Regions from separate parts of the Mus musculus genome. Here regions 2, 3 and 4 are each linked to region 1. The links are chromatin loops, found by intact Hi-C in ENCODE. Cell type or tissue: left cerebral cortex. All regions are shown on one strand. Region 1 has its middle 16 kb from the start of 5031425F14Rik. Region 2 has its middle 32 kb from the start of Gm11468. Region 3 has its middle 31 kb from the start of Gm14268. Region 4 has its middle 13 kb from the start of Gm30908.

Region 1 (8,000 bases):
GGGATGGTGCTGCCCACAGTGGGCTGGGCCATTTTATATTAAAATTCGAAGTCAAGAATATGTCCTACAGATATGTCCATAGAGCAATGTGCTGGAGGCAATTCCTCTATTGAGATTTCCTCTTCCCATGTGTCTCGAGTTTGTGTTCAGTTGAAAACCGAAGCCAACTATGATGCTGGGTCAACAAAAGCAGTGGGAGGTTCCCTCCCTCTCTGAAGCCGTGGTTGGCAATGAGTGCCCAGTCCACACTCCACTGTAGGATGCTCTTCTTACCTGTCTCCTCCTACTGTCTAAAGGACTGCAGTAAAATATACATCACACTGCACACGGTTATAGAATGGCAGATACATCACAGTGCACAGTTAGAGAGTATACACCACACGGCACACAGTTATAGAAGAGAATATATATTATACTGTACACAGTTATAGAATGGAATATATATCACACTGCACATAGTTACAGAGTATATAGCACACTGCACAATGGTATGATAGAACAAACATCACACTGTACAGTGGTGATAGAACATATATCACACTGTACACCAGTGTGATACAGCACACATCAATCACACTGAACAGTGGTGATAGAGTGAATGTCACACTGCATGTGGCATCAATTGTTCAGCTCATGTAATCTCCACATGGCACCAAGCACCTATACCCCAAGGTGGCTCCTTCTGCTACTTCATCTGAAACTTAGGCCTAGAAAAGTATGCACACAGCTCTTGTCCTGTTTACATCTACAACGAAAGAGCTGGCGAAGCATCTGTCCCCAGTGTTGGAGCTTTGTAAAAACCTCTCTCCTCTCTCATTCCGAGCAAGTTCAGGGCTCAATTTCTGTTTACCCACATCAGCTGCTGTCTTGTCAGTCAGGAGGAATCCCGTGTCTCTGTAAGGACGGCTTGAGAGCCACTTTCCCCCGAGGGAGCATTAGAAGGGAGTTGTAAGCTTTTAATGTGTCTGCAGACGGTATGTCAGGGTGCGGGAGGGGATTTATTAGTTCAGATAGCCACGTGACACAGTAACAGCGAACACCACTTGAATCACCCTGGCTGTGCACAGAGGCATTCTGTGTCTAACATGGAGGGTGGGAAGGCCTGGCTTGTTTTATTCTTGAATTCTAGGCTGACAGAATCCCTGCCATCTCTCAATTCTACCATCTCAATGCATGTTCCTGTAGTCACTTTGGCACAGTGTGTGTGTGTGTGTGTGTGTGTGTGTGTGTGTGTGTGTGTATGCGTGTGCTTGTGGAGGTCAGAAGTCAAATTTGGCTTATCTCCTTCTATCCCTTGCTGCCTCATTGTCTTGAGTCAGGGTCTCTCACTGAACCCAGAGCTCACTGGATCAGCTGGACTGGCTCTCCAGCAAAACCAAGATCCTCTTGTGCCCACCTCCCTGCTCTAGGACTACACATGTGTGCTGCTGTGCCTGCATTTTTCTGTGGGGGCTGTGGACCCTAACTGGGGTCCTCATGTTGGTATGGCAAACAGTCTTTACTGATGGATCTGTCTCTCCAGCTCCAGAGCAGGAGTTCTTGGACTTTTTAGTGATTCGCTCGGACACAGCACCGTCCTCCTCTCTGATCTCCACGGCCCGGCATGTCCAAGTACCCAGACAGTCACAAGTAGTGGAGAGCTGTGACCCTGCCATGGTGGGTGACGGGACCTTGGGGTGCAGAAAAGTGTCTGTGACAGCTTTTGTTGCATTAGGGATGGGAGGAGAGAATTGGAAATGGGCTCCCGAGTGTGATAGCGCTCTCTCAGATGCGTTGGATCTCAGCAGATGCTTTGGATCTCAGCAGATGCTTTCTAAGTGGATGGATTAAAGAGCATTAGCATTTGAGTTCAGACACTTTTTGCTCTCCGTCTCCGTAATCTTATTTTGTCTGCGGGAAGGCCTGGCATCCATCTTTTGGGCTCTCAGCCAGATGAGTCATCTCCTTGTCTGTTGCCTCGTCTCCATGGTACCAGGTCTGTGTCAGAACCCAGCTGTGGTCCTGGCCAGAAACTGGGCCCGGCATTCAGACTCCACCGAGCTAGGCAGGTTTGGTCCTTTGATAGAGCCAGCCTCAGTCAGCACCAGTGGCAGGACCAGGCTTGGGGTCAGCACCAGTGGCAGGACCAGGCTTGGGGACAGTGCTGCCCGGAGCCCGGTGAGTCAAATTTGGTCTTGTGCCCAAATCAACTTGTCACCGCTCTGGAAAGGGGGTAGACTTGGCACCTCTCATCTCCAGGGCACCCCAGGGGGCTTGATCATGGCATTGGCATTGGAACCTCTGCTGAAGGAGATCAGTCAGGGTGAAAGAACAGAGAGACAGTCAGACCCCTGCTAGGAACTACGAAACACTCCGGGCGGCCAAGGTGTTTGTTTTGTTTTTTCTTCTTCATAATGAAGAGGAAAAAAGAGGGCAGAGAATCAACCTGAATGCTCCCACGGTCCCCAACATTACAGAAAGACACCAGTTGGAAGGGGAAAAAAAAGAAAAGACATAATTCAGCTAAAATCTGGAGGACGCTTCTCTCAGAATCTCACACTTTCCCTGAATTGGAGGCCAGCAAAGCAAAAGAATTTTTTTTTTCCTTTTCACAGCCGTGGTGTGAACGGGGCTATTTTCAGGAGCTTCTTCCTAAAATATGGGCCTGGAGGAACGTGCTGTCTGTCAATTACTCATAATGTGGTCTAACAGCTCTTTAAAATGAAACAGGGACAGGGTGGTGGGCCACTCCAGAGGGACTCCCGGAGATTCCTTCCTCCTGGCACCCTGTCCTCGCATGAGCTCCATCCTCCTGAGTGTGGACCTTGTGACCCAGGGAGACAGGTTCTTGTTTCTATAGATCAAAGCATTGAAAAATGGATTCCTCGGGGAACTTAAAGGATGACTTTATTGAAAGTTGAGAGAGAGAGCAACAGGCTCAGGATCTCGGCAGCTGCTGGCAAGAGGGAGGCGGGCAAGGGAGACAGAAGGCTGCGCTCTCTGAGTTAGAAGGCCAAGAGCAGGCAGGCGTAGCAGAGACATCTGTGAATGGGGGGTGGATGTGGGTGTGGGCTTCGGGAAGAGTGCTTGAGACACCGAGTGTCAGGGCCAGAGCTTAAAACTTTAGATGTTTGGAGAGGAGAGATGAAAAGAGAAAGAAACTGCTATGCTTCCTGTCGAGGGGTTACCAGCCACCAGGCATGCTATTTGAGTCCAAGGATGTCACCGTGTTTGTAGTTACATGTTCCTGACTCGGATGCACACACCCAATGGGTCATGCCGGTTGCGTCGGGGGAATCCGACACAGTTACACATATGGCCAAAATGATGCCTGGAAAAGAGCCGGCAGCCACCAGCCCTTCGGATTTGCTTTCTTTGTGCCTCGCAGTCCATACCAGCTGGACCTGGGACTCCATTGTAAGACGCGCAATACAGAAGAAGTGACGGAGATCACTTTTGAAGTTGGAGAGTGGCGGGTGGTAGCAGGCTCTGTGACTCAGTGTCTGGCTCCTGCACTTGTTATCCTGGGCTCCGTTTGGCTGAGGAACAAAGATACTTTCAGCTGATAGCCGTGGTTTCATTCTGCCCATACCATGGTATTTGTGTGAAGGTGAATTAAAAGATAATGGAATTATTTGTTTAGAAGAGGAAATTTCATGATGGGAGGGCATCCAGGCCCGGTGCCGAAGAAGCAGGTGTAGCTGTTAAAGTGAAACCACACGGAAGTGAAGCCTTTTGTACTGCACCCAGACAAGAGGGAAATGTCCTGCGAGCAAAGCATCACCCATCAGATGCCTCATGTTGTTACCAAAAAAAAAAAAAAAAAAAAAAAAATTCCTTTTGCACTAGAAACCTAGCCAGGAGGGTTCAGTATTCCCCAAGGGCAATTGTCTAGGGAAGTGTATCCCCGGGGTCAGTACACAGAGGCTGATATCAGTGGGGCCCAAGGTGGCCAGGCTACACCTCAAGGTCGTCCACGTGGTTCTGGTTCTACAAGCATGGGAGACACAAGATTAGGGGAGTCATGGAGAGCCTTTGTCCTTCTGAGCCCAGGCAGTATGTGGGAAGGTCTGAGTCCCAGGAAGGAGGTGATAAGAGGCCACTCTGTGAAGCCGTGATGGTGAATCCCAAATTGCAGTGGAGACGATATTGGAGATGCCAAGGCTGTGGAATGCCAACCACAGGGAGCTGTGGGCACAGTGTGAGCTGTGGGCATAGTGTGAGCTGTGGGCATAGTGTGAGCTGTGGGCATAGTGTGAGCTGTGGGCATAGTGTGAGCTGTGGGCACAGTGTAAAGCCAGTACAGGAAAGAGTCCATGTGCACCTCAGGAGTAGATTCAAAGGGGTGAGGCTACCTAAGTCTTTCGGAGCCCAGCTGATTTCATCGTAAGCCCTAAATGCCAGACACAGACCTGAAGGATATAATGCTTTTCTTACTGTAATTTGGTCCAGTTTCTCCCTGCTATGTCTGTATTCTTTCTTTCTAGGATAGGAGTGTTCACCCTGTCATTATATACTGAAAGCATGTAGCTTTTAAAAAATTATTTCATAGTTTACGGTCAAGAAATTTTAAACTTTTAAAGCATCATTAAAGTCTACGGGGACTTTAAAATCAGACTAAATGCAAGTTGTGTTACAACATGGTTCTGAGCCAATGGGGAGAAGAGGTGAAAGGCTATGGCTTAAAACTGATGGATTTGGGTGTCAGGTTAACGGAGGTGTGAAGGCTGGTATTGGGTTCTTACACGCGTTCTCGCGACCGGCCAGGAAGAACGCAACAAACCGGAATCTTCTGCGGCAAAAGCTTTATTGCTTACATCTTCAGGAGCAAGAGAGCAAGAGCGCAAGAGAGCAAGAGAGCAGGAAAAAGAACAAGAACAAGAAAGCAAGAGAAAGAACAAGAAAGCAAGAGAGAGAAAAAGCAAGAACAAGAGAGAGAAAAAGAAAGCACAAGAGAGAGAAAAAGAATGGCAAAACCCCGTCTCTTTTAAGGAGAATTATCCTCCGCCTAGGACGTATTACTCCCTGATTGGCTGCAGCCCATCGGCCCAGTTGTCATCACGGGAAAGGCAGAACACATGGCGGGAAAACTGCCCCTGCACGTGTGCAGATTATGTTTACTACTTAGAACACAGCTGTCAGCGCCATCTTATAATGGCAAATGTGAGGGCGGCTTCCCACATTGGGTGTGAACTCGAGAGGACCCAGAATCGCTTTGATGAATCTCTGTCCTTGATTGTGGATGTGATATGGCCAAGTGCTTCAAACCCCTGCCTTCTGGACTTCCCCACCATGATGGTCTGTGCCCCGGACCATTTCCTCCTTAAGCTGCTTTTGTTTACCATAGCAACAGACGAATAAATTAGATGTCGGCTGTGCAGCCTGGGAGATGGGGCAGTTATAAAACGAAGTAAGAATATCAACGAGAATGGTCTATTTGCTGCTGGGTTCCAGGTCCACTGTGGCTGGAGGGAACAGGTAGCTACACGCCTCAGCAGCCTTGACAGGAGGACAAAGGCTTCTCCAGGCAGACGTGCCAGCCAGGTTTCACTTCCCTCTGGACACACCTGCCTCTCCCATCCATTCCAGGCTGTGGTTCCTCTTGGCTGTCATCTCAGGCTTGCATGTGACAGTTGTTATCCCTGTTTTGTGCAGCTGGAGGAAGTCCAGGTCCCTGCGGGGAGACAGCTGTGCTGACAGCTCCTTCTCTAGCTCTGACACAATCAATGGACAAATCACGATGTGTGGAATGCTGCTGGGAGGAGAGATAGTTCCCCAATAACCTTGCCCAAACCAAACCAAACCAAACCAAACTCCAAAAGAATTCAGAAAAACGGGGCAAGCAGAAGCCTGCTTAGCAGTGTGTGCGTGCGTGCGTTTGTGTGTGCGTGAAAGAGAGAGAACAGAGACAGAGGGACAGAGAGACAGAGACAGGGAGAACCCACACTGTGAAGCTATCTGAAGACGCATGCATGACTCACAATGGAGAGAAGTCATTCAGAGGAGACAACGAGCATAGATTCCTTCGACTTGGCTTTAAATGTTTTAGGCATAAAATACATCGCACTACGCATGCACTAAAGAGGCCATATTTCGCAAGGACACTTAAAGCTCCGTGTGTGCCTCTTTTAACCTCTGCATGGTGTCCCACTGCCTGCAGTGTGTGCTCTCCAGGCTGGCTCTGTGGTTTTCACTGTCGCACACAGAGGCCTAATGAGGATTATACAGGCTGGCCCTGGTGTGTCTGAGACTGGCTCCTGAGTATATAAGGATGAGGGGGAGGCCCTGCTTCTCTGGGCCTTTCTAAACAACCCAACAAAAGGTGGAGACTACAGGCTCTGACTGGAGCCGGGTGGCCAATGGTCAGTTGTGATTTACAGCCATAATCCGTTTTTGAAGGCTGGGACCATGGCCTGTTGCTCTTATACATCCTCTCTGCATTTTAAGAGAAAGCATCTTGACCTTGGCTTAGGGAACTTCTGTCAGCTGAGTGGTTCCTTTGTAGACCTGTGAATCAAGATGGCTTCTCCTGGACTTGGGACAGTTCAGTGGGGAAATACTTCCCACACAGACGTGAGGAACTGAGTTTGCCTCTCTGGAATTAAGGTTAAAAAAACTCTAGGTAGGATGGTGTATATCTGTAATTCCAGAGCTGGGGTGCAGAGGTCCCCAAGGCTCATTGTCCATCCAGTTTAGTTGAAAGAGTGAGCTCAAGGTTCAGTGAGGGATCTTATCTAAACCAACCAAACCAAACCAAAACAAAACAAAATGACACGAGAACTCTCCCAAGCAATTGGGGTGTGATAGAGGAAGACACCCAATACCCTTGACCTTCATACACAGCATACATAGTGAGTGCACAAATATGTAAAAGAGAGAGCGAGAGAGAGAGAAAAGAAAAGGAGGAGGAGGAGGAGAAGGAGGAGGAGGAGGAGGAGGAGGAGGAGGAGGAGGAGAAGAAGAAGAAGAAGAAGAAGAAGAAGAAGAAGAAGAAGAAGAAGAAGAAGAAGAAGAAGAAGAAGAAGAATCAGAAGAATCAGAAGAAGAAGAAGAATAATCTTATCCTTCTGGCTGGGTAACTAGATGCAGGGACAGACCCACTCTGACAGTGCTTGAAGGCGCAGTCCTCTGTGCCTTCTGTTGCTCCTACCCTAGAACTCCAGAGTTGACTCAGGTCTGCTCCTTTGGAGAACTCCGTCAGGTTTCCCTCCCAGCCTGTGAACCTGCCATCAGTTTGTAGTTGTCTATTGAACCTGAACTGGCTACCGTTGCTAGCAATTGACTCTCCTTGATCTTGGTGACCACATCCTTTTTACATCATTGTTTAGAAAAATCCATTTTCCCATCCCGGTTATTTGCATTAGCATCTTCTGTCTCATTGTCCTGTCGTGTCCTGCTGTGTCTTCACACTGAGAGGGCTCTCTGAGGTCACAGTATCTGACCCGAGAACTCTTCTAGGTAAGGAGTCTCATCTTTGTACCTGACGACCTCTCCACATCTTACCTCTGTTTACATCCCTCAAATGCATGATCTTTGCGGTGCCGACCCGGAAGGCGCCACAGCCTCGTCCCAGTTTCTCTGGGATCCATCTCCTGCTCTCAGGAGGGCTGGACTAACCCTTTGTCAAGTGGCCGAGGCTACTAGCTCTTTTTCCTTCAGCTCCTCTCACTGACACAGAGAAAGGCCCATGACACATAAAGGGCCAGTGAGGTGCATGGAGACTTGTGGCTTCGGGGAGACAGAGACTCTTTTTCCACTGGGTTAAGCTGCCATCCTACAGTGGGAGCAGGAGGTGCTCTAGGAATGATCCCGAGAGGAAACCCAGAGAAGCCAAGGATGCAGAATTCTGACAGTTGGGCTCTGATGACATCGTTAAGCTATTAAGAGATGGAAGCTTAATTCCCTCCATTTAAAGCCATCCACTCCGGTTTCCTGTTGTGTGTAACCAATATTCCTGATGGACAGGATCTTTCGATTATTCGATGTTTCTTAAACTTTAAAATGTGTACTCAGTGTCTCAG
Region 2 (8,000 bases), 190 kb after region 1:
CTGCTGCCCCTGCAGGGATCCAGTCCCACCCAGTCCCACCCTCACGCCCTCATCACACCATCTCTGCTGAAATCCCAGGTGGCTTCCCTGACTTGTCATCTGCCCCCAGATCCTCATGGCTTACGTTTGGGTCACCCCACAGATACTCTGCTCTGGGCACTGAGCTAGGAGCCCGGTAGGGGGTTAGTGGACATTTGTTGAAGGAATCGGTATGTATGTGTCTTGCCTGATGGTTAATGGCATAGAAATGGCCTTGGGCAGTGCCCCCACCCATCCAGCAGAGACTTGACTCAGCTGCTGGTTCAGGTTTCACTACAGGGGGATACACTTGTATAAGAAAAACTAATTTCAGCTAAGTCAGTGTCACGCAAAAACTGTTTCACAACAAAGGGACAGAATTTTCCTTTCCCTGGATTGCAATAAAACAACTCTTAGTCAACTAAAATAGTCACAGCAGAAACCGCCCAGGTCCTGCACACACTGTGCTCGTTCGGCCCCCAGATTGCTGGGCCTCCTGCCTCCTTGTACCCTCAAGACAACACAGCAAAATTGGGGGAAGAGCGTCAGGATTCCTCCCATTTGACTGGAGATGACAGCTGAGTGACATCCCTGCCTTGGGCACCTGTGGGAGGATGGCAGGCAACCATTCACCTGGTCCTGCTCCACCTCCCTACCCAGCAGTCCCCAGGGCTGACCCCACCCCCAGAGGTGCTGCCCTGTGTAGGCAGGTGGGTGGACTGCAGCACTCGCCATCGCCATCGTGTGAGGGCTGACCTGGGAGAGGAGGCAGGAAACACGAGATCATCCTGCCTGGTCTGGAGGCCTGGAGGCTTCAAAGGGCTGTTTACAGAGTTCTGTCCTCTATGGCCATCTGCCACCTGCTTCTGGCTCGGGTGTCACACAACATGACCGGTCGATTACAGCCCAGGTCCCCCAGACTGTCTCTGTAGATCTGCACCTTCCCAAAGCCAACCTGGCCTTTATGTCTGGATGCTACGATTAGACCTCCAAGGTATTCTGAAGTCATGCTGTGTCCAGCACCTAAGGTGACCCATGGGACAGGGAGGCTCTGAGGAAATTCTGGAGGCCGAGGGGGAGGTGAGGCTGGCATCCTCCCACCAGCTGCTCACAGAACACAAGAGAGATCGGCTGTGAGGAGACATCCTGGGCTTCTCAGGGAGAGCAGAGTTCAGTCCCTGCCCAAAGTGTTCCCACCCCACAGTGTTCCCATCCCACACTGTCCCTAACCCACAGTGTTTCCACCCTATGGTGCTCCCACCCCACAGTAATACCACCCCACAGTGCTTCCACCCTTTAGTGCTCCTACCCCCATGGTGCTCCCACTCCACGGTGTTCATACCCCACAGTGCTCCTTCCCCAGTGTTCCCACCTCACAGTGTTCCCACCCCACAGTGCTCCCACCTCACAGTGTTCCCACCCCACAGTGCTCCCACCTCACAGTGTTCCCACCCCACAGTGCTCCCACCTCACAGTGTTACCATCCTACAGTGCTTCCACCCCAGTGTCACCACCTCACAGTGCTCCCACCCATCAGTGTTCATACTCCACACTGCTCCCACTCCACAGTGCTCCTATCCCTCAGTGCTCCCACCTCACAGTGTTCCCATCTCACAGGGTTACTACCCTACAGTGTTACCACCCCACAGTGCTTCCACTCCAAGGTGTTCATACCACACAGTGCTCCTACCCTACGGTGCCCCTACCTCACAGTGTTCCCATTCTGCAGTGTTACTGTCCCACAGTGTTACCATCCCCACAGTGCTCCCACCCTACAGTGCTCCTACTCCATGGTGCTCCCACCTCACAGTGTTCCCACCCCACAGTGCTCCCACCTCACAGTGTTACCACCCCACAGTGCTCCCAACCCAGTGTCACCACCTTACAGTGCTCCCACCCATCAGTGTTCATATTCCACATTGCTCCCACTCCACAGTGCTCCTACCTCACAGTGTTCCCATCTCACAGGGTGACTACCCTACAATGTTCCCACCCCATAGTTCTCCTGCCTCACAGTGTTATCACACCAGTGTTCCCACCCCACAGTGCTTCCACTCCAAGGTGTTCATACCACACAGTGCTCCTACCCCACGGTGCTCCCACCTCACAGTGTTCCCACCCTACAGTGCTCCCACCTCACAGTGCTCCCACCCCTCAGTGTTTCCTCCCCACAGTGTTCCCACCCCACAATGCCCCTATCCCACAGTGAAGATGGGTAGATAAACCATCCTTTAAGAAACCCTGTCTCCCCAGCAGCAGAGCCTGCTTGCTAGTTCAACTCCAGTTTTGGGTCCCCTGGAGTTATGGCTTTTCTCTGTTAAAGTAGAGGACTTTTTTGGAAATTCTATTTACTTGTCCCACCACCTTCAAAGCAAGTTGTCAAACACATGGATCATGACAAGAGTGGGCACGGAGCAGAGCTCACTAACACACATCTGGCCTCTGACCTCTGACCCTCCCTTTGGCTGTCCCACCCCCCAGAGTCCTGTTCTGGGTTCTCTCTCGTGATTTCTCTCCCCACCAAGACAAGGAGCCGCAGGAACTGATGTGCATCCTCCTGGCCCCAGAGCCCAGCCATGTGAGGCGCATCCGCGGTGGAATTTTCTAGTGTGGGGGTCTGTCCAAGGCTGAGCTGGCCTGGCTTAGGGTTCCCACCCAGGGAAACAGTCTGTCTTCAGTGGCACCCGGTAGCATCCCTTCCCAGGTGATAGCAAACACTGCAGGCCTGGGTTACTCTCTGGCAAAGGTTCTGCTGGAACCAAGAAAATCGCTGCAGTCTGAGGCCGCTGTAAGTGCTTTCTGGTTTCTGCCGAGCTCTTAGCGGTAAGAGCTCACGTGATGGATGCTTGGCATTGACTCTCCTTCCAGAGCCAGGCATCGGTGACAGTATCTCACTTCAGCTCAATCAGGACAGGCTAACACAAGGTCAGTGTTCATAGCTCAGGGTTGCTGAAGGGGAGTAGATCTCATAATTAATTTTCCATGATTTTACAACCATGATTAATTACTGAGACATGATGAAATACACTAAAATTTTATTGGAAAAAATCATCTGGGCAGCTGAAGTCACCATGGTATTAGACTGGGGACTGTAGGCGCGAAGAGATCTGCGTTTAAATCCTAGATTCACCGTGTTCCTGCCAGGTGGCCCTGAAGAGGACTCCAACCCAAGGACATTTCATACCTGACAGTGTCACTTACTGAGGCAATCACTGACTGGAGAGGTCGCTCACCCAAAAGCTCAGTCACCCAAGAGGTCATTTCCCTGGGGAAAAGGTCACCTGCCAGTGGCCAGTCTCTCAGGCTGCAGCGAGGACTGCGGGTGACCTCACAAAGCCTCACTTCCAGCTAACGGCTTTTCCCATCTCACTTGTTTAAGAGAAGGTTTTGGGAACCTCCCAGGCCCTTCTGAGCAGAGCCTGGAATTTAGCAAGGTCCAGGTGGCTCGGGAGGTGTCCGAGAGTGGGTCTTCACAGAGCAGGAGGCACTGGTGTTGATGCTATCAGGAACTCACAAAGCTGTGGAGGTGGGGCACTATTCTCCCTCCCAGCAGTATTTCCCAGCTGCTGTGAGGTTTTCCAGTAGTTCTTGCCATTTGCGTGGAGTCGTTTTAATGTGTGTGTGTGTGTGTGTGTGTGTGTGTGTGTGTGTGTGTGTGTGTGTGTTCTCCCATCTGATCCTTCTCGGTGTTGTGCTATTGAGAAATAGATTCTGGGGAAGCTGCCTTCCACACAGACCTTTAGGAGCCGAGGAGGAAGACAAAAGAAGAGAAAACAACGGAAAAAGATATATTTTACCTGTTTAGAGGTACAACATGTGTGGCTGTTCACATCTACAGAAATGCGGATGCAGAGACAGCAGCCCAGAAACCAGGGTGACAGGGTGAGTTATGAGCATAGCTCCGTGGCATCTGTGCCTCATACTCACCCTAGGAAGATTGTCACCCAAAACTTACCTGCTCAGGACCCAAGAGCAGACATTAACTGGAACGATTGGGGTCCTTGTGGGCAGGACTCACTAGTCCCCATGGCCCCCTTTCATTGATGGCCGTCTTCTCCTGGCTCAGGCAGTGTTTCATGCTGATTAAGTGGAGGGCTCCATACAGGGAGCCCTACTAAGCTATACTCCGAGCAGACCTCCTCGTCACCACAGTCTATCCAGAAAGCCGGAGTCAGTGAGCCCGATTTTAGGGTCCCTCACCCTTCGCTGCCCCTAGTCAGCCACGACAAGCCAACTCCTCCACCAAATCCAGACGTGGAGCGAACGTCCACATGGAAAGGGCTGCTGCGACCAAGTACTCAATAGCAGAATCTCCCTGTCCGGGGCCATTGACAGGATGGTCCAGAGAATGAAGTAAGTGACTCTGATTGGTTGTGAGGGGTCCTAGCCCTGCCTCAACCCCAGAGATCACCATGAATGGGGAGAGAAGGACCTCAGGACCATGAACTGCTTCTATCCAGAGCAGGAACTGCAGGAGCTTCAGGGATTGAGGTGGGGTCCCATGATGGATAGGCTTCTTGGAGGAAGGTAAAGCCCCCAGTCCAACATATGGAAGAGGCACAGAGACAAAGCTACAACCCTCTGCAGCATCCTCCCACCCTCTACATCCTCCTCCGCCCCAGCAGAAATCCCAAGGTGCCATCTGTCCCTCCTCCCCCTCCCTAAACTGAAGTGAGTAAGATGAGGGGTGAGGTAGGGAGTGTGAGAGAGGGGGCATGGGGGGATGGGGAGTGAGGCGCAGTGCATGAGCAAGAGTGTGTGTTGGTGTGCATACACACACGTGGGCTCTTATCCTCACAGGGAGTGCAGGAAAAGCAGGGAGTCTGACTCAGATCAGGCTACTGGATTTTTTTTTCTTTTCCTATTTTCTGTGTGGAATAAGAATTGAACTGTCTTTTCCTTCTTTCTTTTTAAAGATTGGTTGGTTGGTTGGTTGGTTGGTTTATTGATTGATTGATTGATTGATTGATTGATTATGTATACAATGTTCTGCTTGCATGTTTGCCTGCACACCAGAAAATGTCACCAGATATCATTATAGTTGGTGCTGGGAATTGAACTCAGGACCTCTAGAAGAGCAGCCACTGCTCTTAGCCTCTGAGCCATCTCTCCAGCCCTTGAACCCTCTTTTTAATCACGGTGTCATCACACAAAGATTTTGCTCATGGCTGAGAAAGAAAATCTAGAGAAAATTTATATTTGTATTTTCCAAAGCCTGAGTCTTTCCTTGCCTTGCAGGGGTGAGGCGGTGTCAAGATGCAGGAAACATGGTCTGTGCTACTCTAATATGGGGTGGTGTTTCCCACAAGGACCCCAGAGTGGCCTCTCTGAGTGAGTCAGGCAGCAGAGTACCATGCTAAGGCTTCTTTCTGTACCAGTGAGGACCTCAATCCAGCTGTGGTTTTCTTCTGGTAGAACTGTTTGAGAGTAAACAGCCCCACAAGGCCAAGGCTCCTGTTTCACTCAGTAGGTGGTCCTCATTCACTGGGGCCACTTGGAGATCAGTGGCACTCTTACACACAGAGCCATGAGACCAAGAGAAAGGTAGGAGTTAAAGAACCCCATTGCTTAAAAACTCTCTCTGAAGTCTACGAGACCTTAATTTTCTTTCTGTACATTGCACTGAGCTGCAAGGGAGGCTGTAGCTGCACTGAGCTGCAAGGGAGGCTGTAGCTGCACTGAGCTGCAAGGGAGGCTGTAGCTGCACTGAGCTGCAAGGGAGGCTGTAGCTGCACTGAGCTGCAAGGGAGGCTGTAGCTGCACTGAGCTGCAAGGGAGGCTGTAGCTGCACTGAGCTGCAAGGGATGCTAAGAAGAGCGGGCTTTGCTCTGAATGTAGTGCTCTATGCATATTTAAATACTTCAGGTCCTTGGCTGGGGTGGGGTGGGGGGCAGCTGAGCTGACAAAGTACTTGCCTCACAAGCAGGAGGTCATGAATTCTGTGCCAAAATCCAGGGTGTCCTCTTGTGCTTGTGATCCCAGCCCTGAGAGGCAAAGACAGAATCCCCAAGGTCACTTTTGCCTAATTGCTGAGCTCCAGGCAAGCAAGAGAAAGGAAGATGGATGGCTACCAAGGTTGTCCTCTGACCTCCATACACACGCATTCACACAAACGTAAACAGCCACATGCGAGGCTCACACTCACACACAGCCGAATCTCAAGAAAAGAAGAAAAGGCCGTGCCCTGTCTGCTGGGAAAGGCAGGGAAGTTGGTAGAGAGGAAGAGGTACAGTTGTTGACACTTCTTAGCGCTGGCTGGCTGAAGCAGCTGCTACTGAAAGACTGGCTGTACCAGGGTCAATCAAAAACTAAGTAAATGCAGCCATGTGGAGGCAAAGCTTTCCTTAGCACAAACAGCCAGACCCCATTCACAAAGTCTGTTCAAGAACAGGCTCTGTTGTGTTGCATGTCCTCTGCCATTGTGCAGCTGAAGGCCTTTCCTTTGAGAATGAGTGGTTTACAGCAAGTTCAATTTTCTGCTGTTGTGATAAAACACGGACTGAAAGTAGCTTGTGGGGAAGGAAGGAGCTTACTTGGCTTATAATCCATCTTTGAGGAAATCCAGAGGGAGCTTAAACAGGGTGCTGAAGTGGGAACTGAAGCAGAGGCCATGGGGCAGTGCTGGGGTAGGTTTCTGACTCACTCCCTGGCTCATGCTTAGGTAGCTTTCTTATACAGCCCCAAAGCACCTGCCTAGGGATGGCACCGCCCACAGTGTCCTTCTACATCAAGTAGCAACCCAGAAATAATCCACAGGTGTGGCCAGGGGACAATCTAATGGAGGCAATGTCTCAACTGGGGCTCCCTTTTACTGGGTGTGTCAGGTTAATACCCACTCTTAGACATCAGAGGATCTTCACACAGACCTTCTGGTGTCTCACTGATGTGGAGGTCTCTGGGATGGACCGTGGGAGGGGAACCCATGATCTCCCAAGTAGAACCCAGGGCTGACTAAACCAGGCCTCACACACGGCAGGCTCCTTCCTCACCAGGCCTCCCAGGATACAGCACGGGAAACGTGGTGGCCATTGGGGATACCTGTGTAGGCAAGTGCCAGGGCCTTTTCCCCTGTGCAAGTGGAAAAACCAGTGACATTGAAGAGGCCACCCTCCCTTTTGAGCCCCGGCTGGCTCTGCCCACGGGATGCTGGCTGTTTGCCTGGGCCTCTTGTTTTCCTCTATTTGGTTTTTGTAGTTTCCAAGTAAGATGTAAAGGCAAAAATATACACAACAGTGCATAATTATAACACTTGGGGGTTTTTTGGTTTGTTTTTGTTTTTTTTTAACTACATCACTGAAGTTTCCAAAATGCTCTTGGCAATTAAAGGGCACAGAGGGCCTGCTCTGGGAAAAGGAGGCAATGGCTACTTCCAGGATGGAGAAGGCACATGTGTTGGTATGTGCGAGTGCATGTACGTGTGTGTGTGTGTGTGTGTGTGTGTGTGTGTTTGTTTTGTCTGTGTGCATTCTAACCAGGCCTTTTAGGCTGTGTATTCTGGTGTTTCAGCATTTAATATCCTTGCTGACAATGGTGACAATTTCTGACAATGCTTTTTGCCAGGGTGGCCAACCTCCAGACTGCTTGCCTGCAGTGTCTCAGTACAAACCAGATCCAGCCCAGAGCAGATTCAGCACCATTCTCATTGGTCACTGGGTCACTGCACACCTGCTCTAAATGCCCCTGCGAAGGTTGGATGCAGCTAGGGACAGCCCAGAACCCTCTGAAACTTTCAGTTAGCCAACCCTAAACTTGTTTGGCTTGCCTCACCCTGTCATTCCTTCAAAGGCCACCCTAAAGACCTCTGTGCATACCTGTTCCCTCTGCCTGCTCCAACCTGAGCATTTGCTGGTAGCCTTGTGTTGTGTACTGGTTCCTGCTCAAGGGACCGACCGGTAAGCATAACTTCTTCCCTGACTTGTGACAGTCTTTTATATATTACCCCCTCTTAAGTGTGTCACACCCGAGAAAACACAAGTCTCAGC
Region 3 (8,000 bases), 73 kb after region 1:
AAGCTGGCATCTTAGGATTATGAGATGACGAGAGAGCTCATCTTCCCCAGGGAAGAAAGTGATTTATCCCCGCAATGGACATCAGGTAGACCAAGCCAGGGCTGGCCCAAGAGACCTCAGACTAAGCCAGAGCCACATCGAAAGCTCAGCCTGGGCCTGGCAGAGACAAACCATGAGAAATGCCCCATCTTCTCCCTCACTACAACCGGGCAGCCCCCAGACAGCGCCTTTCATTCAGACCTGGCCCTGGGCCTTGGGGGTTGCTCCGGGCCAGGCCTGGAAGAAGCTGTTATTTTCTCCAGCCATGCGTGTAGAGTCTAAGGCTCACAGAAGCATCGGCTGCAACGGGGGCTAGGGAAGGACAGAGGAGCCTTCTGGAATGAGGTGTACTGGGCTGGTGGGCTGAGAAGAGCTCAGCTCCTGGGACAGTGACCAGCATGCAGGCTCTATATTTAGTTACTGACACCACAGCTACTTCTCATGTCCACCCACTTGGAAAGGCCTTTCCCAGCCTCCCAGCAAAGTGTCCTCCGCACTGGCAGGGGTGTTCTCCCTGTCCCCTGATGACCATCTAGACAACACTCCATTACACTGAGAACACCTTACTTAAACCTCCCATTTCCTATCTTCACCCAATAAGAGCCCTGCCCCCACCCCCACCCAAATCCCGCCCTAGGAAGGGCCTAGAACCTGCATGTTCATGCTTGATGCTTGGTACTGAACTTGCAGGGGTTGGAGAGAGGAGCGGGCCTCCACATGTGGGTCTCTCTTCTGTGTTGTGCAATATCCTCTTCCCTTCAGTTCTCAATCACCTTCTACCAGTTCCTCCCCACTCCCCCTCCAGTGCCCCACAATCACCCTCCATTCCATTTCATCACACATTCTAGATTTCAAGCCTTCCAGACTGTGCCACGCCCACCCGGGTTCACCCTCCTGCCCCAGGCTCTCAGGAAGACTGTCGGCTGGGTCTCAACAATGATGTACTACTACATAAGAGGGATTCGGACCCCACCAGGTTTTCTGCATAAACAGACCTGTGACCAAGCAGAATGGGAACAGTAAGAGAATGAGGATAAGCCGCCAGGATGCGACTGTAACAATACATATTGTTACAAATTGTTACAAATGTATAAGCATCATTACTTTTGCATTGGAAGGGTAAACCCAAGCATGGCCATGGGACTGTAACAATACATTGTTACAAATGTGTCCAGGTCATTATGAAGCCCAAGCCTGGCCACACTGAGAGCATCCAGCCAATCACCAAGATGCCCACTGCAGGACTCACAGGAAGGTAGCACATACGGTGTGGATGAGCTGGCCAAGGGGCTGATTGCATCCTGGGAGGATGGAATGAAACCTTCTCCTCCCACTGTTTGCCACAGAGCGCAGCCCACAGTGTCTGACTATTTACTTCTAGAATTGCATTTAGCATTTTGAGATCACAGTTAGTTAGAGATAACTGAAATTCCAAAAGCCAGACCACAGATATGGGTGGGCGGTGTGTTCCCACCCCCACCCCCCATCTCACACCCCTTTCCTGAAGAACAAGATTTGTTTTGATACAAGAGTAATTAGCACACACTCAGTAAACACCTTATGTCACAAATTCACCAGGCTCCTCACTATTAGATCTGCAGATGGCTTCTGGGTACAAAATATTTACAAATCTCATTTCAGTGGCATATGGCCCAAGAGACGAAAGCAACATAGACTGGGAGGTTGGCTTTTCTCCCAACGTGGGCTCCTCCCTACTGTGTCAGGGTGCTTTAGTGCCCACATTAAAATGAGGCCCATGGCTGGTTTTCCCCAGAGACAAACACATGACTCTGTTGGAATTCTTGCATATGAGAGAAGATTCTGGAAGGCTGGAAACCAACGAAGATGCAGAAGAAAAGAGGTGTGCCTGGAAAGGCAGAGCAAGCCCACCCCCAAATACACACTCCACATTCCTTGAATCTTCTAACCCCTGTATTTGAGAGGTGGGGGTGGAAGGATCAGGAGTTAATGGCCAGCCTGGGCTACAAAATATTCTGTCTCGAGATAGAAAAAAAAAATACACCGTCACAAAGGGTGGATTTATATTTTGTGGTCGCCTGTACAATTAGCCATTGTTCTATCCTTAAAGGAACCAAGTGCTGGCACTTGCCTTATTGTGGACAAACCTTTGAAATAATGTTATTTAAAGAAATCCCCCAGCCCCACAGGCCACCTTTCTTATGATTCTATTTCCATGAAGCCTCTATCCCAGGTGCACCCATGGGACAGAGGTTGGCTGGTGACGAGAAAGAAGCTGCTGACAAGAGTGAGGCATGTGTCAGGGGATAATGAAGACGTCCTGGCTCCGATGGTAGTGACTTCTCAACTCCGCACTTCACTAAGTCCTCTCTGGCATGCACCCTGAGGCTGGAGAGAGGATTTGCTTTTTAAAAGGACGGCATTAATGGGGTGTGGAGTAAATGGCACTAGAGTGGATATGAAAAGCGCCACCACAAGCCCTGGCAGGCATTGTTTTCTTTGTCCCTGTGCATCCCAAGTCGGGCAGAGGCGTGCAGAGGGTGACAGCTGCACTGGGCAAAGTGCCAAGCGCAGGCCCGCCTCCCAGCTGATTACCGGGCGTCATGGCTGGTTGACGTTGATTTTCACCTTCTGATGCGCTGAAGAGGCTGCTATCCTTTTTCAGTGTGATAAACATCACATCTCCCAATGTGGCCAGGCAAAAGCATTCTGGGCAGACCCAAGGCCCCAGAGACGCTGGACAGTGTTTGTATTCTCTTCTCCTAAGGCAGAGCAGAACAAATGCTTGCTGGTGCTGAAGGGCTTGGAAGGGCTGTTGGAAGCTTTCTCCTCGACACGATCGCGGCCCTGAAGAGGAAGTTGACATGCTGAGCTGGCTTCAACCTCATCAAAGATGGCTTCTGGACCTTGGACCTCGTCTTCAGTACAGCTATGCCATCGACTCTGCATCACTGGGAGGCAATGACGTCAGCACACTGCACACTCAACTACATCCCAGCCATCAGACTCATACAAGCACACACCCTGTCCCCAGCTTGTCCCTATCCCAACACCTCCTCTATCTGAACGTCTCACAGAGGGGAAGGCACGTTGGCTCTTTGAAGGCACACAATATGATCAGCCCTTGAGGCAGGTGACTCCTTAATCAAGGACTAAAATTACTGATGTTCATAGCAGTGTGGGAGAGACACGCTCATCACTCTCACAGAGAAACGATGCATCCAGATGTGCCCGGATCTCTGGGCCATTTGGAGTATGCTTGTCTTTTCTGCCACCCTTAGAACCCAGTGCTCAGGGTCCCTCTGGAACAGATCCAAGGACAGCTTTGTAGAGTAGCCAGTGTGCCCTAGGACTAAACCTAGGAATGGCTCCAGGAACTACCTGTGTTAGCTATGTTTCAAGGGCTTTACAACAGTAGCTCATTAACTACTATGACATCCCATGGAGCGAATGTCATTACCCATGCTCCACACCTCAGGACTCAGAGGCTCAGGGAAGCTGGTACCCGTGAAGGTACAGTTAGAAAGAGGAACAGCTGACATGTGACTTCCAGGTCAGCTTTCCCTGTCATCTGAGTCCCTGCCTCCGGTAGACAGGAGACATGGCCAGGTGGAAGCTGTCTCCATTCCTGCCCTGGGAGGCTCCTGGGCAGCACCTCTGCTAAGGATGAGACAGCTCTGTGTGAGTAACTAGTGCCAGGGAAGGACCGGAGCAGCCAGAGTCTCATACACTGCGGTGGCCTGTGGCTTCTGGGCTGGCCCTGTGAATGTGGTTGGTCTAATGATGTTGAAGGTTCAGAAACCCTTGGCCCATATTTCTTGGTATGTCCTCTGCTTCCCATACTTCAATGTATTCGTGGGAAGTGGTGTCCTGGGGTCAGCTCTAGGTATAATCTGTATTGTGGGGGGTGGGGGAGGCTGGTGCTGGGTAAATGGGAGTAGGGTAGACCAGAGGAGAGTCCCTGGATTCTGGACACCCCTTCTTTATTCCACAGTAGGACATAAAGGCCTGAGCTGGAAGCATCTTCAAAACAACATGCATCCTCCTTGTGTGGTCATCTGTCTCTGTTGCCTGAGGGGGGCTGTGGGAGGACTTTCTGGAGGAGGCTGCTGGGAGTTTGTTCTAGAAGCATCCATTATTGGACTTGAGGGGAGATGGAAGCTGTGTGACAGGCATCCCACGTGCCTGGAAGGGAGTGAGGAGAGAGGATGCCAGGCCTGCGGCACACATCTGACCTGCAGAAACCCAGGCTGCTGTAGCACATCACCACTGCAGGTGGCTTCCAGAGCAGACTAGAGACTTAACTGCAGAAGGGGTGCTGCACCCTCAGCCCCTGCAGAAGCCAGCCAGGAGGAGCTCAGCCCTGCCGAATGTGACTTGGAACCCGCACCTCCTGAAGGAGGCTTTACCACAGGAAAAACTCCGTGGGAGATTGGCTTTGAGTGTGTGATCTCTGTAGAGGGAGCCAGAAGTGTGGATCTGCACTCTGAAACTCAAAACTGGACCCAGCCAACATGAAGCTGACGTGGCTGCTGTGTGGGCATCACCACGTAGCCACAGACTCTGCCAGCCAGGGTTACACAGCATCCTCTCACAGCAGGCCTGACTTGATGCCCAGGGCTACTCATCAGGGTGGAACTCATGGTAGATGTCAGAACGGGAAGTGTGCATGGGGGTGGGGTGGCCTGGCTCGTCCTAGAGTGCATTTACTTTTGCACAGCCTCACGGCACAGAGCCTGGCTGTCATCTGGAACCACGTGTGAAGTGCTTCCAGGCCTCCAAGCACAAGAGCCTGAAGCTGCTTCCAGCCACGGCTGTGACCTGGATGGACCTGGAGAGAGAAGCTGTGTCCCCTCAGCCCAGGACCTTGGCGCAGTCCCACCGTACCCTACCCAAGCAGTCACTGTGTTGGTTCCCACCAAGGGATCTGCACTTTGACCTCACGGAGAGACACACCCACCTAGCCAGCCTCCCCAGGAACAGGACAAGGAGCTAGGCTGTTGTCCAGGAGACTTTTCTGACAGAAATCTCAGTGATTTGGAGGGATAACTGCTAGTGGTGGAGTGGAAGGAGGGTGTGAGGAGCAAGCCAGGACTCTGAGCCTGTGACTGATGCCTGCCTCCCTCATCTGATGATATTCTCTGGGACAGTGGAGGTCGAATTGGGGGTGGGGGGGTGAAAGTAGACATTTCAGGGGGCTGAGGCGTCTGGCATCCAGTGTCAAGTGGAGACAATAAGTGAGTTTCCATTAATGCTGGGCAAGCCAGTATTTCAAAGGAATAGAGCATGTTGGGCCACTGACAAGAGGTGTCCAGAGTAAGGGACAGGGGAAAGAGCCCCAAGAGTCTTCTGGGGCCTCTAAGGTGGCCATATGAGAGGAGAGGCAGGGGCTGGAGAGATGGCTCAGCGGCTAAGAGCACACTGACTGTTCTTCCAGAGGTCCTGAGTTCAATTCCCAGCAACCACATGTGGCTCACAACCATCTGTAATGGGATCTGATGCCCTCTTCTGGTGTGTCTGAAGACAGCTACAGTGTACTCATATACAATAAACAAACAAACAAACAAATAAATAATTTTTAATGAAAAAGAGAAAGAGAAGAGAGGAGAGGAGGGGAGAGGAGAGGAGAGGAGAGGAGAGGAGAGGAGAGGAGAGGAGAGGAGAGGAGAGGAGAGGAGAGGAGAGGAGAGGAGAGGCAGGTATCATGATCATGGAGTCTAAGGCAGCACCATTCTCAGGTTTGTGCGTGGGAATGCTGCAGTGACCATGACCATGACCATGACCCTGACAGCTAGCATTACGGAGAACACTGTCTAAACGCAGCTTCACGCTATTGGAATAGGCATCTAACTTTTATTTTATTTTGCCCACAAAGGGCACCAGCGAGCCAAGGAACCAAGCCATCTATCTAACAAGGCAGAGCTCACAGCGACAGGGCCGGGTAGCCTTGTGGTCTGCGTGGGTTCCGCCCATCTCAGGGAGTCCTTGATGGTCGATCAGTTAAGGCAGCCATGGCCTCCACAAGGCAGGCACTTCGGGCCTTAAATGACCTACACAGAGGAGGGGTTTGGCAGGCAATTGCCAAATCAACCTGGGCTGCCTCACGTACATCCATGGCTTACACAGGTAACCTCGGACTTCCCTTGAAATGGCTCCAGGAACTCCAGGAGGCAGGGCACAATGCCCCATCAGGATTTGTGGGGCTCTCTCCCCTATTCTATTCCCCGCTGCTGTGAGGTCAGTGCCAGGCAGAAATCTCTCTTCCTCTGCAGCTCTGGGCCACCAGCAGGACAGTGTAGTCTGTGTCCCCTTTGGTAATCACCCACCATAACCTTGCCAAAGACGACATCATTCCAACCCACAAAATACGGTCCACTGCGCCCCATCTTCACAGCCTCCTCCATGGGCACGGACACGAATGCATCCACTTGTCATGCAGCTTATGTAAACATGATCCCATCCCAGTCACACTTCCTGAACACAAACACATGCTCACTGATCTGTAGCCATCCACCCCACAGCCCAGCTGCTGGCAGTTGGCTGCGGGGCACAGGATGAAACATAGGTACTGCAGAGTTGGGAGGCTGCCAGGGTGGAACAGAGGAAAGCCAAGCCTTGAAGGATGAAAAGAAATTTGTTTATGGAAAGCCATGGAAACCCGGGATTCATTCATTCATTCATTCAGCCATTCATTTGTTCATGTTGCTAGAGGTGATGCCTTCATTTGCTTCTTTGTGAATGATCCCGCTCCCCCAAAGAGAGTAAGCTCTCTAAGGAAGGGTTTCTTGTCCCTTTCTCTCCACAGACCTGAGCTGGGTCTGCCATCCATCTCCATAAGGAAGCTCTTGATAATAACTATGAGGTCCACAAATGTCTCTGTTATCCACAACTCCCGGGGCTCTCTCTGCTGGAGGCAGCTTGGCTGACCCCAGATAGGATGAGCATTTCAAAATGCATTAGTGACTTTTCTTATTTAAATCTCCTCACACGAAGCCACTTAAGGGACATTATTCTGGATTACAAGTCGAGAGGATCATCCCACGGAGGCAGGGAAGGTGTGGGAGCAGGCAGGAAACAGGAGGCTGGCTGGTCACATGGTATTCCTCATCAGGAAGGAGAGTTTAAAAAAAAGTGGAGCCGGGCTATAAAACCTTAAGGCCCGCCCCAGTGATCCATCCCTCCATCACAGAGGATCTTCCCCCTAAAGGCTCTAACCTTCCTAAACTGCACCACCAGTTGGGGTCAGGGTGGGGAGCAAGCAGTTAAATCCATGAGCCAATGGGGAGCGTTTCACATTCAAATTCCAGTATCACCAGTTAGAATCTTTGACTCTTCATGAGCAGAGATGAAATTAGTGGCCCCTTCCACGTGGAGAGAATAAATGTATGAGGAAGATCTCGGGCTGCAAACCCTGCTGGTGATTTCAGAGCTGTGGAGAGCAGAGGGTGGAGGTAGGGAGTGGGGCAGAAGAGAAAGAGAGGGGAGGAGCCGGGTGGTGGTGGCGCACGCCTTTAATCCCAGCACTTAGGAGGCAGAGGCAGGTGGATTTCTGAGTTCGAGGCCAGCCTGGTCTACAGAGTGAGTTCTAGGACAGCCAGGGCTACACAGAGAAACCCTGTCTCCAAAAAAAAAAAAAAAAAAAAAAAGCGGGGAGGAGGGAAGGGGACAGCTAGACAGAGACAGAACATTCCCGAGACCTAAATGGCCTGGGTCATCAAATTGCCCCAAATGTCACCTGAGAATCATTCAGGGCAGAGGGCAGAAGGGGAGTGCAGAGTCTGGGGTAGGGGTGGGAGCTCTCTAATCATAGGAGGCTTTAGAAAAATCTTTCTAGCTCTGAATCCCTTAGAGATGCATCGGCTCAGGGGCTGAGCCGGGATAGCCGTTTCCCAAAAGACCCTCTGTGGGTGTTTTGGGGTGTTCTCCAGATACACAGTTGTTATTTTAGTAACTGTCTGCAGAACCTGGAGATGGGCAGCGAC
Region 4 (8,000 bases), 52 kb before region 1:
CACTCTGGAGCTCTCCAGATGGGCTGGGCCATTGTACACCTCAAAATGAAACAACCGGCTGGCCTCACTGCCACAAGCCTTGTTTCACCCTTGCTGCTTGGCATGCTGCCATCTGTCACAGACTCGAAGCAAGGCTTGCCTGCCTCTGCCTCCGCAGCTCTGGAGACACAAGTGCAGGCAGACCACCATGTCCAGCTCTTACTCTTTTGTCTGGTTTCAGGGTTTGAACCCAGGTCCTCGCAGTCTGAAGGCGAATGCTTTACTGACTGAGCCAGCTCCGCAGTCTCAGCTGCTGTTACTCTTGCTGCTATTATTGTGCTTGGAGTCCCCTGTTGGTCCCCTGTTCCTGCTGTACCTTTGCAGGTTCTCTGCCTAGTGGTGTTCCCTCAGCAGGACACTCCCAGGACCCTTCCCCAGCCAGCAGGCTCTCCGTATCCCTTCAACGCAGTGTTAGATGGCTCCTTCATCCCAACCCTGTCTTATCTTGCTGCAGGCAGAAGCCACCGACCTCTAAGTTAAACATACGCATATTCTTCCACCCAAGTAGTCCCTATTTTTAGGAAAGTGTCCCATAGAAACCGAGGCTCATCTATATGCGCATATGTATGCATACATATGCTTTGGATAACAAATATTCAAAGATATTTATTCCAGTCCTGATTGTGGCTGATCCTAGTTGATCATAGAATCTGAAAATATCTCGGAGCACTGCAGCACCACGGGGCAGTGTTATCATTAACACAGAGTGTCTCTAGGAGATGCTGTCCTTAGGGACCACCCTGGTGCATGTGTGTGTCTTTGACTGGACATAAGAATGCACCGAGTCGGTGAGATGAGGTTAGACTGACAGGCTTTTTAAAATCGTGATTAATATTGTTGTCTTGATGTATCTTAGTAACAGATAACATGTGAGCAATCTACATACCTATGAACGTGAGCGTGTGCACAGGGACCCACACAGACACAGTTAAATACCGAGAAAGCAGCTTCTGGTGGAGAGCCTCAAGCCCCTCGAGACTGACATGTTAGCTCTGAGGGAGTTTCTGCAACAGAGGGATAGAGAGGGAAAGGAGGTTTTCTAGCCATTAGGAAGCACCCAATGTGTGCATTCACACACGTGTGTGTGTGTGTGCATCACTGTGTGTGCATCAGTGTGCATGTGTGTGTGTTGTGCACATGTGTATGTGCATCAGTGTGGGTGTGTGGTATGCATGTGTGTGTGCATCAGTGTGGGTGTGTGGTATGAATATGTGTGTGTGCATCAATGTGGGTGTGTGGTATGCATGTGTGTGTATGTGTGTGAACATCAGTGTGGGTGTGTGGTATGCATGTGTGTTTATGTATATGGTATGCAATGTGTGTGTGTGTGTATATGGTATGCATGTGTGTGTGTGTATATGGTATGCATTGTGTGTGTGTATATGGTATGCATGTGTGTGTGCGTGCATCAGTGTAGGTGTGTGGTATGCATGTGTGTGTATGTGTGTGTGCATCAGTGTAGGTGTGGGTGTGTGTGCATCAGTGTGGATGTGTGGTATGCATGTGTGTGTATGTGATATGCATGTGTGTGTGTGTGTGTGTGTGCAGCCTTCAGACTTCAGGAGTCTGGCTCACTCAGGGAATGAGGATTCTGTTCTTTATACCTGGGAGTGGGGCAGGAGGCCCCTGGAGGCCTCTGTGTTCTAGGTTTCCCGCCTCATCCTGGTCAGAGTGGAAAACTATCCAGAGAAAGGCACAGGGCAAGAGGAACTCAGCAGACAGGCATTAGAAGGCCTCAACCTGTGGAACTAGGCAGCCACATGTAGGCAGTGTGGAGCTAGCGGGGTATTGCCTCTTCAGAGGTGCAATGATGGATCAGGGAGCTGAAGGCAGTCAGTGGGAGGGTCTGCTAGTGCTGGGTGACCTTGCACCAGTGCCCGGGACAGGTGTGCCCCAGGCAGACTTGCATCCTGCTCTAGTTCTGAGAGGCCTGCCAGCTGCTTCCAGCTGTTAGTAAATCTTGCTTGCAAGGATCTGAGCCCTGGAACTGAAGTTCTCCTGAGAAGCCACAACTATCCTGAGGAGCCTGCAGACCATTTGACCTTGGCTAAATAAAACATCGGACTGTGGAAAGATGGAATTTGCTGACTGAGAGCTAAAGTTATCTTGGGCTGTCTTAAGCCATGAGCTGAAACAAATCGTTCCTCCATTAAGCATCTCTCCACTAAAACGTTGCTACTTTGGCTCCTGGCTTAGGGGAAGTCAGTCCAGGGTCATTTGGGTCCACACACCCAGGGGAGCGATGCGGCACTGGGTGTGTGCAGTTGAGGGTATCTTCATCCACAGAGAGGGAAAGGACTAAGCAGCAAAGGACTGTCCCAGGACTGTCCCAGAGTAGGCTAGGTCATCCAGCTGCATCCCACCTTCTCATGTTCCTGGAACCTTCCCAACTAGCTCCACCCACTGGTCATGTGAGCCCGTGTGTGTGTGTGTGTGTGTGTGTGTGTGCGTGTGTGCGTGTGTGCTCCTAGCAGCCACTGCTGTCAACCTCTGTGTTCAGCCTGGTCCTCTCTTGGCTACAGAAGAAGCTCCTGGGATACATCACAGCCCGAGGCATCTCCATCCTCTGCCAGCCCTGAAGCTAAGATGTGAGCAGACGACATCTCAGTCCTGCAGAAGATGGGGGAAGAAAGATTTGCTCTGGCCCGTGGTCCTAGGGAAGTTCAGTCTGCCGCATCAGACTAGGCACCAGGAGTGGAGGGGCAGGACGATCGGCTGGACTGTGGCAGCAGGGGTGTGGATGGAGGTCATTCTCATGACAGGGGACCAGGAAGGAGGCCAGTGGTGACTCTAGTGTTTACTGTCAATGCAAAACAAAACAAAACAATTCTGAGCCTAAGGGGAACGTGAGATAGTTTATTCTGTAGCCATTTTGAGTGAGCGTGGCTAAGGAACACAGATTTGAGTTATCCCAGATTCCATGGTCCAAGGCAGAAGCAGTTTCATGATGTTTTTATGGTTTTACAGAAAAGAGAAAGTCATAAATCAAGGCTAGAGTGCACGGGTGGGTACATCAGACAGATGGCTGCAGAGAGATGGGGGGAGCTGTCCTAGAGGTCTCAGATGTGTCTGATGACATTGCTAGCGTTTGGATTCGTGGAATCCAGTAGTCTGCTAAGTTAGTAGATCCCAAGTTTTTTATCTACTAGCCACAAGTTGTTAGTCCACACACAGAGATGGGCAAGGAATGGCTGTCACAGATGGCTAGATCTAGCCCAAGGTCAGGTAATCGGCTCTGGAACCTGCCTGGTTCCAACCTCTCCAAGTCACCACAGTGCTAAACAGCCACAGTCTCTGCAAACATGGCTGCTCCCCAGGAATTCTCATGGACACTGGCAAGCAACATTTCACCTGGATTTCCTCCAAACCTTGCTAAGGTGATCTCAGCAGCTGATGTGCTTTTATAAAAAGGATATGTTTTATGGAGCACAGTATGGTGAGGTGGGAGGGGGTACCTCAGCCAGCCTATGCTGAGGCATCCCTCCCCTCCATTCCTAGGTACCAGCCATATGATAGGTCTAGTACAGAATAGAGTTCATTTGGAGGCATGGGAAGGAGAGTTGAGGGGATGGAGAGAGAGAGAGAGAGAGAGAGAGAGAGAGAGAGAGAGAGAGAGAGAGAGAGAGAGAAGAGGAGAAGAGGCTGGCCAGGCCAAGAACATGTGAGGGTCGGGGAGAGAAAGGTGTTAAGGAGGGCAAAGGGAATCAGGGTTCAGAGTCAGAGAGGCCCATCTGTCCCTTTTATAGGAAGCCAGGCCTACTGGCTGTTGCTAGGTAATTGTTGGGCGGAGCTTAGAAGGAATGCTAACAGCAGCCATGACACTTGGCATTTGAGAGACCAACTCAACACACTAGTCACTGGTCTTGGTCAGGAAGCTGACCTGTTCTTCATGGGCACTTGTGCCTGGGCATTTGCATGTGGGAAGAGAGACATTGTCACATTGAAATTACCTCGACTATTCTATTTTCCCTTATATTTCTTCTTATGTTATAGCCTGGACATCAAATTTAAAAAACAGAACCAAAAGGATCATGTGTGGGACCAGAGCGATGACTCAGAGTTTCAGTACGCTTAGCTGCTCTATCAGGGGTGGGGGCTGGAATCTGGTTCCCAGTGCCAGTGTTGGGTGGTTCACAGAGGTCTGTAACTGCATCACCAAAAGATCTGATGCCCCCTACTGGCAGACACACGCACATAAAATAATAAAGCAAATCTTAAAAAACTATATAGATTATACTATCTGTGACTTTCATTTTAAGTTTGGACTACAGTGGAAATGAATTTTGAAATTGTATCTACAATGTAGCTTCAGGACTGTTAGGGGGGAGAGCTGCTCTTCCTTAGATGTAGCTCTTTCCCCAGGGAGCCTGTGACCTCATTTGAAGGAGCTTTTGAGCGCTTGCTAAATCAAGCCAGGTTTTCATGGCAAGAGCGCCTTACTTTTCTTCTTAGTTGCACGTCCTCCTCTGCCAAGACTCCTCTTACGGCCACGGCTGGAGGCTGGTGTAATTTTTATCCTTACATCCTCGGGCTGTCGAGACATGCCTGGAATTGTCCCCATCAAGTGTGGCAACCTGGCTCCGGTTTGTTACAGATGCTGCTGAGGCTGCTGCCAAATTTAGGCCACTGTCAGTGAGCAAATAATTTGTCCCTCCATAGGAGATAGAGAGACATCAACTCGAAGGAGCAAGGCAGGAAGCTTAGTCATGCAGATGGCACAGAGCACAGAGGGCAGAGGAGAGGCCTCCTTCACAGTCTGCAGCAGCCTGGGGTCTGGAGCCTGGAGGCAGCTATGGAAACACTGGCCAGGGCAGCCTGTGCTCGGCTCAGCCACAGAGGCTCCAGACAGGAGCAAACAGCACCGGTTCCCAGGACACCGAGAAGCAAGAAGTTAGCCAGAGGCTGCCTGGTCCTCAGCACACACAATGGGGGTCATTCCCCATGGAATCTGGAAGCCTCAGCTGATGCTCAACACACTGACTGGTTCTCACAGGGGACGGTGGGGGATGGGGGACGGTGACTTAGCAGCCAGGAGAGGTCTCTTGGATACTGGGAGAGCTGTCACTGTGATTCATGGCTCCTCTGACATCACAGGGAGGATGCAAAGTCAAGGTAGCCCAGGAAATGGGACATGGAGGCAGGACAGACAGACAGACAGACAGACAGACAGGCAGGCAGGCAGGCAGACAGGCAAGCAACACACACACACACACACACACACACACACACACACACACACACACACCACAGCAAATAAGGAATTGATCAGATAGGACGCCTTTAGTTCTTGTAAGCCACAGACATAGCCCTTTCCAGAAGAAGATCCACTAAATAAGGTATTCTGAAGCCACATGGAGACTGAAGACAGTAGGCACAGACCCCAGGGTTCAAATTATGCATCATCGGTGTCTTTTCACTTTTCTTCTTATACGTGGAGAAGAAAACAACCAAATAGTCGAAGAAAGGGAGGCTCCACATCAGAACCAGTAGAGGGTCTGAGCAGGAAGCCTTGGCATGGCTGTCTGCTGGCACTGGGAGAGGCAGGCACCCCTCTATCTGTGAAACGGGAGTGATGCTGGCCTTAAAGGGCAGGCTTCTACTGAACACTCTGGGGTCAGTCCTGGAACACTGGGCCCTCCAAGAGATGACTTTTTAAAACGTCCTCTTGCACTTGGCAAGGCCTGGGTAGCCCAGTAATGCTTATCCTGCTAAACGTTTCTGGGTAGAACTTTCTAGATGCCCCTTGGTGTCCCTTGTCTGCTGTTATATTAATACAACCTCCTATTTCTCAGTGTAAAGATGTTCTCACATGCGCCATGGCTTGAAGTGTTCACAAGGCTGCGTTCTGGTCAGTAGGAAGGGAAGTGATGGTCTGAGTTCCACATTGTGTCCTTCAACATGAGTCTGTTCCCCCGTCTGTACTCTTCCTACCTTTGGGAGTGTGACTCTGTTAGTGACTCTGTGGGGGCGGTTTAGGGTCGACATTCCGGGAGGGTGGGGCCACAGGCAGGGCCTGTTCCCCAGTGTCTCAGAACTGCAGCTTTAGGTATGGGTAGAAGGGGCAAAGGGGCGTGGGACACAGCTTATGGTTGTAGACTTGGCCTCTGTGTCTCCTTTACCCACAGGACCTGAGTTCTTTTGTCTGTCCTTGCTTGAAAACTCCAGTCTTCCCTGATTCCACTTGACTTCTGAATTATATCTTCCACCCCTGCTCCAGGTGAGGGACCAGCATGTATCGGGTGACCTGAGAGTCTGTGCTGCGGTCTGAATCTCCCCCTCTAGCTTTGGCATCTAGAGTGCTCATGACCTTGGTCTAGGAAGGGGGTCATCTGCAATCACAAGAGGTTGGATCAGAGGCTTGGACAGGTCCTGTGTTCTTGGGACATCTCTGACTTCCAAGTATGACAAGGCAGCCATGGTACTATAATTAAATTAAGACGAGGTCGGGTGGGAGGATGGGGGGCAGGGAGGATCATTCCATGCTGGCGACAAGATGAGAAAGTTGGGAGATTGGACAGGCCAGGTGTAGGCAGACTGAGTGAAAGGAGCGAGAGATCAAGACAGGAAAGACACTGACAGAGGAGGCCTGTGACACAAGTCAGGCCCAGCACTTTGTCTCACTCCACCCCACCCCAAGCTGCTGCCTCCCTCTTGGTATCTCCTGTGACCTCCACTTCTGAGACGCTTGGCCCCTTGTTGGCCTCAATCAAGAAAGAAGAGGGAGGAGGGAGTGGAAGAAGAGGCTAAGTAGGGAAGCCCAGTTTTTCAGAAGTAGGAACTGGCTTCCTCCAGTGGTTAGAACCATGTCACATGGCTCGGTAGAGCCAGGAGCCCTGACATCACACACAGAACATGTCTGTCACGGTCCTGTTGCTAGGGAACAAGGGCACATGAGAAAGCATGGCAGTATCCGACACAGTCCAAGGATCTGTCTGACAAGCCTATGTACAGCTGTTCCTAACAGAGGGCCATGGTGCCCATCTCCCCAGACAGCTGTGTTTCTGAGTGACGAAGGCCATTAACCCCAAGCTCCCAGCCTGAAGATTCCACCAGGGCTCAGGTTACCCCAAGTAGTCATCATACCCCTCAGGTGCAACAGAAACCCCAGAATCGCAACCGTCTATACACAGCCTCCTAGCAACACCCAAGTTAGCTCACTTAGGGTACCCATTCCCATCGCCCCAATTCCAGGCATCCCAACCTGTGGAACCTCAGCAGCCACCATAGGCCCACTTGCTGAGATGCCACAAGCCCTGTGCTGGCTGTGGAGCCCACCACCATCTCCAGCAGTTTAGAGGTCATCCCAGGAATAGGTCACTGCTCTGTAGGAGCCACAGTGGCCATTATTTCTGCTCCAGATCAGCCCTGGGTTCTTTTTTTTTTTTTTTTCCATTTTTTATTAGGTATTTAACTCATTTACATTTCCAATGCTATACCAAAAGTCCCCCATATCCACCCACCCCCACTCCCCTGCCCACCCACTCCCCCTTTTTGGCCCTGGTGTTCCCCTGTACTGGGGCATATAGAGTTTGCAAGTCCAATGGGCCTCTCTTCCCAGTGATGGCCGACTAGGCCATCTTTTGATATATATGCAGCTAGAGTCAAGAGCTCCGGGGTACTGGTTAGTTCATAATGTTGTTCCACCTATAGGGTTGCAGATCCCTTTAGCTCCTTGGCTACTTTCTCTAGCTCCTCCATTGGGAGCCCTATGATCCATCCATTAGCTGACTGTGAGCATCCACTACTGTGTTTGCTAGGCCCCGGCATAGTCTCACAAGAGACAGCTACATCTGGGTCCTTTCAATAAAATCTTGCTAGTGTATTCAATGGTGTCAGCGTTTGGATGCTGATTATGGGGTGGATCCCTGGATATGGCAGTCTCTACATGGTCCATCCTTTCATCTCAGCTCCAAACTTTGTCTCTGTAACTCCTTCCATGGGTGTTTTGTTCCCAAATCTAA

What was found. Hi-C counts contacts between places; a loop is a spot of excess contacts. Peaks named below come from ENCODE experiments on the same cell type or tissue, not always from the same donor. Only the 100,000 strongest peaks of a DNase experiment are listed, where the experiment ranks them.
Region 2: a loop joins it to region 1, with 5 times the contacts of the local background. A loop is called at or near these places in 2 of 42 quality-filtered maps.
Region 3: a loop joins it to region 1, with 4 times the contacts of the local background. A loop is called at or near these places in 7 of 42 quality-filtered maps.
Region 4: a loop joins it to region 1, with 8 times the contacts of the local background. A loop is called at or near these places in 2 of 42 quality-filtered maps.

Annotation. Positions count from the first base shown.
Region 1 is chr2:166,427,736-166,435,735 of GRCm38, reverse strand. No RefSeq gene overlaps it. Among named protein-coding and RNA genes, the nearest start is that of 5031425F14Rik, 16 kb to the left of the region's middle. RefSeq lists an enhancer at 7,076-8,000. In left cerebral cortex, no CTCF peak of the experiment used is centred here; DNase peaks (open chromatin) are centred at 2,587, 2,965, 3,364, 5,614 and 2 more places; H3K27ac peaks cover 1,884 bases.
Region 2 is chr2:166,238,227-166,246,226 of GRCm38, reverse strand. No RefSeq gene overlaps it. Among named protein-coding and RNA genes, the nearest start is that of Gm11468, 32 kb to the left of the region's middle. In left cerebral cortex, no CTCF peak of the experiment used is centred here; a DNase peak (open chromatin) is centred at 4,698.
Region 3 is chr2:166,354,686-166,362,685 of GRCm38, reverse strand. No RefSeq gene overlaps it. Among named protein-coding and RNA genes, the nearest start is that of Gm14268, 31 kb to the left of the region's middle. In left cerebral cortex, no CTCF peak of the experiment used is centred here; DNase peaks (open chromatin) are centred at 2,550, 4,533, 6,553, 7,072 and 2 more places.
Region 4 is chr2:166,479,973-166,487,972 of GRCm38, reverse strand. No RefSeq gene overlaps it. Among named protein-coding and RNA genes, the nearest start is that of Gm30908, 13 kb to the right of the region's middle. In left cerebral cortex, a CTCF peak has its summit at 4,224 (motif pointing left); DNase peaks (open chromatin) are centred at 505, 4,171, 4,523, 5,041 and 1 more place; H3K27ac peaks cover 2,302 bases.